3 separate regions of the Homo sapiens genome follow, and all the other regions are linked to region 2. A link is a loop called in an ENCODE intact Hi-C map of the cell type or tissue named here. Cell type or tissue: chondrocyte. All regions are shown on one strand.

Evidence for each region. A loop is a pair of places that touch in the nucleus more often than their neighbours do. Peaks named below come from ENCODE experiments on the same cell type or tissue, not always from the same donor. Only the 100,000 strongest peaks of a DNase experiment are listed, where the experiment ranks them.
Region 1: it touches region 2 in a loop (9-fold over the local background); 5 of 110 quality-filtered maps call a loop at or near these places.
Region 3: a loop joins it to region 2, with 4 times the contacts of the local background. A loop is called at or near these places in 4 of 110 quality-filtered maps.

Annotation. Positions count from the first base shown.
Region 1 is chr18:4,105,524-4,108,023 of GRCh38, forward strand. The region is part of intron 2 of DLGAP1 (DLG associated protein 1); the gene reads right to left. Among named protein-coding and RNA genes, the nearest start is that of DLGAP1-AS4, 140 kb to the left of the region's middle. In chondrocyte, CTCF peaks have their summits at 1,086 (motif pointing right) and 1,296; no DNase peak of the experiment used is centred here.
Region 2 is chr18:4,453,134-4,455,633 of GRCh38, forward strand. It overlaps DLGAP1 (DLG associated protein 1), which reads right to left and starts at 2,174. Exons shown (of 13, transcript NM_004746.4): 1 at 1,873-2,174. RefSeq lists a silencer at 2,194-2,323. In chondrocyte, CTCF peaks have their summits at 1,204 and 2,372; DNase peaks (open chromatin) are centred at 958 and 2,218.
Region 3 is chr18:5,022,014-5,024,513 of GRCh38, forward strand. No RefSeq gene overlaps it. Among named protein-coding and RNA genes, the nearest start is that of LINC01892, 58 kb to the right of the region's middle. In chondrocyte, CTCF peaks have their summits at 1,496 (motif pointing left) and 1,696; no DNase peak of the experiment used is centred here.

The sequences.
Region 1 (2,500 bases), 350 kb before region 2:
ATACTCACTTATCGTTGAGTTTGTGAATAACATGTATTTACTTCAACTTATAAATTTTGATATAACCTTTGAACTTTTGGGTTAACCCAAAGAAACATGTAAATGGCAGAAATGTATTGCTATTTAAAGTAATTTAAATGCGATCTATTTCTACAAATGTTTGTTGCTTTTTTATCTCTGATATCCAAAAATCAGGAGAAAAGGAGGCCTTAAAAGTTGTAATTAGGCCGGGCGCGGTGGCTCACGCCTGTAATCCCAGCACTTTGGGAGGCCGAGGTGGGCGGATCATGAGGTCAGGAGATCGAGACCATCCTGGCTAACACGGTGAAACCCCGTCTCTACTAAAAATACAAAAAAAATTAGCCGGGCGTGGTGGCGGGCACCTGTAGTCCCAGCTACTCGGGAGGCCGAGGCAGGAGAATGGCGTGAACCCGGGAGGCGGAGCTTGCAGTGAACCGAGATCGCGCCACTGCACTCCAGCCTGGGCGACAGAGCGAGGGTCCGTCTCAAAAAAAAAAAAAAAAAAAAAAAAAAAAGTTGCAATTAAACTAAAAACTGCTTAATTTTTAAAAAAGGTTTTTGTTTTGTTTTGTTTTAAGAAGTAGCAGTTGGTAACTGTCTCTAGCTCAGAGACAATACATGGCCAGGAAAAGATTGCTCATCTCAACTCAGAGGATAAGGGCCACAAAACAGCACGTTCAGTGCCAAGAAACCTACGATGTGGCTGTAGCTCACACAGAAGCCCGGGTTCTAGTCCTGAGACCTCCAAGGGAAACTTCTGCCCTTGGAAATTCACCCCTTTTCCAATCATTACGCTAGTATTTCATTGGCAGAAAGGCAGGCTGCACAATCAGCTGTCATGCCCCCAGCCCTGCATGCATCACCTTTCCACATTCCGTGGGTGTAGGACGAGGCTAGGGCGAGGAGTGGGTAGAAGAAATTGTATTTGCCTTTGGTAATTTTAAGTTTGACCACTGCATTGCGTTTAGCTGTTTTAACTGTGCAGGTCAGAAAATGTGCCCAGGTTTGCTAAAATAAATGCATAAATGCAACTCACGAAGTGCCAGTAGTACTTCCTTCAGCCGGCAGAGGGCAGAACAGAGGAACAGAACTTCACAAAGCAAGGCGCTGCCTGTCTTCTCAGACCAAAACACAAACCAGAAGCTGTGTTTTCCTTTGTTTCTTCAGAAAAGTTGTACGTAGAAGAATAGCATTTTTGAAGGAGGACTTTCACCAAAGCTTTTAATATCAGAATAATATATCCACTTTAGTATTTGATGTGTCCAGTGTCAAGACATCCAGATTCACCCAAACTGTGGCAGGGATGAGGCAGGAGAGACCCGAATACAGAGCTGTCCAGTGTGCCAATTTCAGTCAATTCTTAGATCAATCCGGAGTGTATAATTCTCAGAAAGGAAAAGATTTGTGGATTTTGTTATAGTTGTTTCATGCCAATGAACGTTCTCGTCACATTCTGATCGTTTAAAATAAAATGCACTAGATTTACTTTAACACTTTGGTCTCTGAAAGAGAAAGAAAGCCACGCGGCTTAATAAAAGCAACCCAATGCAAGTATTTGTTTTAAAACTGCCTAGCTAAAACACAGCGCCGCTGGATTACAATTGCCTCTTTGCTGAAGCAAAACACACATGGTGCTTAGATTCTACTTCAGCCTGAACTCCTTTTGAAAGGAAAGGGAGAAAGCTGTAGTGGAATGTGATTCACAATTCAGCCTTTCTATAAGGCCTGACACTCCCATGAGGCTTAAATGGAATCACACAGTGAATTTTCCACCGGCGAAATTTACTAGGGAAAGCCGTCTGGAAGCTGTCTTTTAGTAGAAGCACAGGAAGCCCGTGCGATCGATGAAGAATACCGACCCTCCTCTAGCTACGTCTGGCTCCCCTTTCCCTATCCTGCTTCCCAATGTACTTGTTCCCCATGACCCAGAATGGATTACAATGCCTTCTGCCTCACCATTATGAAAAAAGGGATTTCAGGGTTTCTTTCTGGGGGGATGAAATTGAAAGGTTTTAATATTTAGGCTGTAGTGATGGTTGCGTAGCACTGCTAATAAATATACCAAAAACCGTTGAACTACACATTTTAAATTGGTGAACTGAGTGATGTGTAAATTATTTCTTAACAAAGCTGTTAAAAATAAATTGATTTATCTCTCTACGATAGAAATGAATGTAATGTAATGAATAGTAATATTGAAACTCGCTTGCTTTTTAGCTAAAATGAGAGTCAAAGCAACATTATTTGATTGCCAGATTCTATTTCCTTTTAAGTTTTTTATTCTTCCATTTGGTGTTTGTGTGTCTGATTTTCTTTCTAGATTTTTCTTTTAGTGTTTCAGGTCCGAAGAAAAATCTTGGTTTTTGTTTATTTACTCTAAGAATTGAAAAATCTATAGATGGGGTGCAGAAAATGCTACCTCAAAATATAGCCCCTAGGCATACTGAGTAACTTGAGAAAACAGTGGAAGCAGGGACAT
Region 2 (2,500 bases):
ACTAACCAACTGAAACAACTTTACATTTAAGTACTAAATCTAAAGGAAATTAAGAACAGGGCTACTGACACCTGACTTCTATGAACTTTCTTGTTTCATGCCAGAGTATGAATTTTCTGAACCAAGGGTAGCGTTTATAACTTAAACTTTTTAAAATCATACATTTTGCATAGACATATTCATTATTTCTTTATAGGCTTGAATTTCCTTTTAAAAACTTAAAGAAAACTTTATATTCTTCTGGCATGAAATAAATTAGGATCTTGTAAAATTTCTTGCCTCCATGTCATTTCCGTTCAAGTTTTATTCAAGGAATAAAAAGTATTGCTTTATATGCAAAATGACCTAGGCCAATAGAAAGTCGTTTCCTGAACTGAAATCGTGCTATAAATAACAGTCAAAGGGCTGTTCTTTTTAGAACAGCTCTTTCAGGGTAAAAAATAATTTGCAGGATGTTTGCCTTAGGACCTAAAATCGCTTTCCTAGTTCTCAGCATTTCTCATCTCCATGTCTAACCACATCTTAGACTGATCTATCCTCACCTTCTACGAAGCCATTCACGAAGACCACAAAAGCTAAAAGATCTGTCTTTAATTGGTACTTTTATTATATGTCTTTCCTCGTAATTCCCTAACTTCACGTGTTATGGAAGGAGGCAGGGAGCATTCACCTCCCACGACCGGGAGTCAGTCTCTGTGTCAGGAGTAAGGAGTGAAGAGTCTCGCCTGGATCCACAAAAGACGTGACATCTCCCACCCAGCGTCCCACTGCTTGCCGCCTGGCTACCTTTAACCCCTTGCCCTCCGCACATCCTCCCCTTCTCTAGCAGAAAATTCCGCAGCGCTACGGTCGGGCTGGAGGCAAGCCCTGCAGCCGGGGGCGAGCGCGGCACTCGGACACAGGCACTCAGTGTCTCCGGCGCCGGCAGCCGAGCCACGGGCCACCCCTTCCCACGGCCTCCCGGTGCCACCCAGCGAGGCCGGGACAGCGCGCCTTCCGCAAAAAGCGCAGCAGCCGAAGTCCTGAAAGCAGGGTCTTCATCGCCGCGGGCCCTCCGAAGGTGCCTCTCCCAGCTGCAGCCGCCCCTCAATGAAAGTGCAATGTGTTATCTCGCCCAGCCCAGAGGAGAGGTCCCTGTTTGGCCTTGGTTCCAGCCCGGCTCATTCAATTCGCTGAATGTCGGGTCTCCCGGCCCGCCCCGCGATTCTCCGGGAATTGGCCTTGGCCGCGGGCAGGGGGCGACTCTCCAGTGACCTCCTCCTTGGACCCCATTTCTCTCTCTCTCTCTCTCTCTGTGCCTGTCTTTGTGTCTCTGTTTCTTTGGCTTTCTCTTACAAACGCACGGGGGAGTTGGTCCTTTTCCACAATGCCAAAATGTCACCCAAAAAGCTAGTGCAACAACTTGCTTTGCAAACGACCCAGGAGCCTGCCGAGAAAGCCCTGCGGGGAGCAGCCCCCTCCTCCCCTGCAAGGTGCATCGGGGGTGGGGTGGGGGTGCGAATTTGACCGGTGGACATGACCGGGACAGGGGACCGGTGTTCTCCTCCCCTCCCCCTTCCGGGACCCTGTCGCAATTAGAAATCCTTCCCCTGCCTGGGTCCCCGTGGGGAGCCGCGAGGACCGCATGGCCGGAGAGGACGCGCTCGCCCCCGAGATCCCAGGTTACCCGGAGGGCCCGGGAGTGCACCCCGGGCGGCTGAAAGGGTAAGGAGCGCGGACTCTCGAGCCAGCGGCCGGGGGAGCCCAGCCCGCAGCCCCTCCGCGGGCGAGGGAAGCGGCGACCGCGCGGCAGGCAGCAGCCAGGAGCCACCCAGCGCGCCGCGACCGCCGCCGCCGCGCACGCCCCAGCCCCGCGGCGCAGCCCGGCGTTACCTGGCCGCGTCCCGCAGTCCGGCCCTCGCTGGCTGCGTCCGTCCGTTGGTCCCACGAGCCTCGGAGGAAGGAGAGAGATGTCCCCGCGACCAGGACCGGCTCTCAGCGAGGTGACGGGAAGGACTCGAGAGAGGAGCCGAGGCGGCGGCGGCCGTTCGCGCCGCCTATGCTGCCGATTCCCCGAGGCGGAAGGTGTCCGCGAGGCCGTGTCCTGGAGATTGCGGCGCCCGAAGCGCAGCGCTCGCCTCTGGAGCGGAGGCTGAGCGCCGGGACGCGGCGGGCTGGGGCTGCAAGGCTGGGCTGGTGACCCGCCCCTGGGTGCATGTTAATACGGTGGGGAGGAGGAGTCCCGCGCTTCCTCCGCCCAACCACCGGAGCCGGCGGGCGGGCGGCGGCCGCGGCCCGGAGCCAGCCGCTCCCACCCGCCCCAGCTACTACGGCGCGGCGCGACCGCGGGCTCCGGCCCCAGCCCAGGCACGTGCGCCCAGGCCGCGGGGAGGCGCCGGCGCCTCCCGGAACGCGCTCCTGGCCTGCGAGTGCTGCCCGCTCAGTCTCCGGGTGGGAAGTGCGCTCGCCCCGGACCGAGGGGAAAGCCCAACATCCCCGGGATGGAACAGAGAGGCGGCCA
Region 3 (2,500 bases), 570 kb after region 2:
AAGGGAGCTTCCACAGTGATAATTTGGGCTGTCTTATTCTCAAGCAGCCCACTCTGACCCAGATTTCAGGGGGTCCTGTCATTTTAAATAAACTTTACTAATGCTTAACTATCACTGCATGTCTCTTGGTTGAGTTCTTTCCTCTCAGAAGATAAGAACCTAGGACCCCACACTTCCGGGTCACAATTTCTGATTGGAGTAATTCGAATTTGCGTAAAAAACAGCAATATTCTGCTTGCCATAATTAATTCTATCCCCCCAGTCCCATGCAGTCTAATTCCAATCCTGTAGTATTCTTTCAGTTCCTTCCTACTCGCGATAAAAACGAGAAAGGAGAAAATAGAGAAAAGAAAGACAAAAGCTGGTGCCAGTTGCCTGCTGACAAAGGAAAAGTCAGATTCCTGCCTTTGAGATCCACTATTTCTTGCTCTATTCCATGAAGAATTCTCCTACTCAAGTCAGCAGCTTGAAACTATTCTCCATAAATGAGTTGGATCTCCAGGATCTACATAATTCAGAATAAAGTCACTTATTCTTTTTCAGGTATGGAGAGCTCATTATAAAGTAAAATCAATCTTATACAGAAAAACAGAATGGCCACTGACAGAGGATGATAAAAGATGAGTGAGGTTGCAAGGTCAGTGCCTCTGTTTGTCACTTAGGGTCCGGGTAGCAGACAGAAACCACACAGTAATCTGAGCAAGAAAAGTTTAACGTAGAATTATTAGCATGGAATTGGAATAATGGAAAATTGGCTAGTGAGAGTTAAAGAGGATTCTTAAGAACACAACAGCAACAGATATAAGGGAAAACCAATGTCCTTAAGACTAGGGAACTCACAGAAGGGCTCCTCCAAGCCTGAAATGCATACCTCTCTGAATACTGGGAAGTCCTTAAGGACCTCACCAGTGGTTCTTGCTGAAAATCTGCCCTCTAAGGTGCCAAGAGGTTCTGTTGGCCACTGAACACTTCTGGAATCATGCCCTTAGGAGCCCAGTGCAAGAAAAATCCCTTACTCTGGTAACTCCTCAGGAAGCCAGAGCTGGAGAAAGCTGTGCTATTGCAAAATTTATGTACCCTGAAGGATCCCAGGGTTAGAGAAAACTACGCTGCTACGACAGCTGATCTCTGGAGAAAGCATCTGCAGGAGACCAGCACTAGAGAAACTGCACAGAGGTTAAGGCTGGCAGGTGAATGTACGAAGGGTGTGTCAGGGAGTGAAAAGCCCAGTCACCAGCAAGGCATCATTGGGAGGTCTTGGGTGCATGGTGTTCATGTAAGGTGGTCACCAGGCTAGAGTCAAGTTGGGACTTTTCAAAATGATTGTGCAGTCTGGACACACAGCAAGAGTAGAGCATCACTGAATGCACCCCCATCCCAGTATATACACACATACTGCTGATAAATCCATGGAAAAGCAGCACACCACCAGCCGCAGCAGCAGCTGTGGAACTAGGAAGCTCTCTCTTTCTCCAATCTCCCTCCAGCTCCCTCTACTGGCAAAGCTTGATATTGTACTTGCTGCAAAGAAATGCTTCATTACAGTGGAGAAGGTAATTGAAGGGTGAATGTGGAGCAGAAGCCATAAATTGGCAACTGTCATATGGCTAGTAAAGTATCATAAATTTCGGCCATGCGAGGTGGCTCACGCCTGTAATCCCAGCACTTTGGGAGGCAGAGGCGGGTGGATTACCTGAGGTCAGGAGTTCGAGACCAGTCTGGCCAACATGGTGAAACCCCATCTCGGCTAAAAATACAAAAATTAGCCAGGCATGGTGGCACACGCCTGTAATCCCAGCTACTTGGGAGGCTGAGGCAGGAGAATTGCTTGAGCCTGGGATACAGAGGTTGCAGTGAGCTGAGATCCTGCCACTGCACTCCAGCCTGGCTGACAGAGTAAGACTCTGTCTCAAAAAAAAAAAAAAAATCATAAATTTCAATCAATGCATAAATAATAAATAAATCACAGAGTCCTGAGCTGACTTGGAAATCCCAAATTAAAATATAATGTTGCATAGGTAGTAACTAATATTAGCTTCAGTTTCATTACTTGCAAAATATGTGTTACTCACCTCAATTCACCAATTTAATTTAGCGAATAAAAATGGAAATATTAAAACCTCTCATCGTTGGTCACTATCCCCAAAAGCTTTCTTTCTCAGCTATTCAATCCTTATAGTCTAAAGACTGAAGCATTTGATTCTTCTCACTCTGTAACTCTCTTACTCTTTGCATTCAAGGAATCACCATAATTATCTTAATTTCTGCTGCCAAAAATTTAAAACCTTTGAATCTAACATCATGAATTTTATCACCTGGTGCCTGTTTCTTTCTATTGTTACTACTCTAATACATTGTATAATATTGTCACAGTTTAATCTACCTAAAACACTTCTTGTTACATCAAGTTTTATTTTAAAAAATAAGTAACCATCTTATGTTTGATCAAATTAAACTTTCTTAGACTTGCATAAAATGTCCCACATTCAGCTGCCTCAAA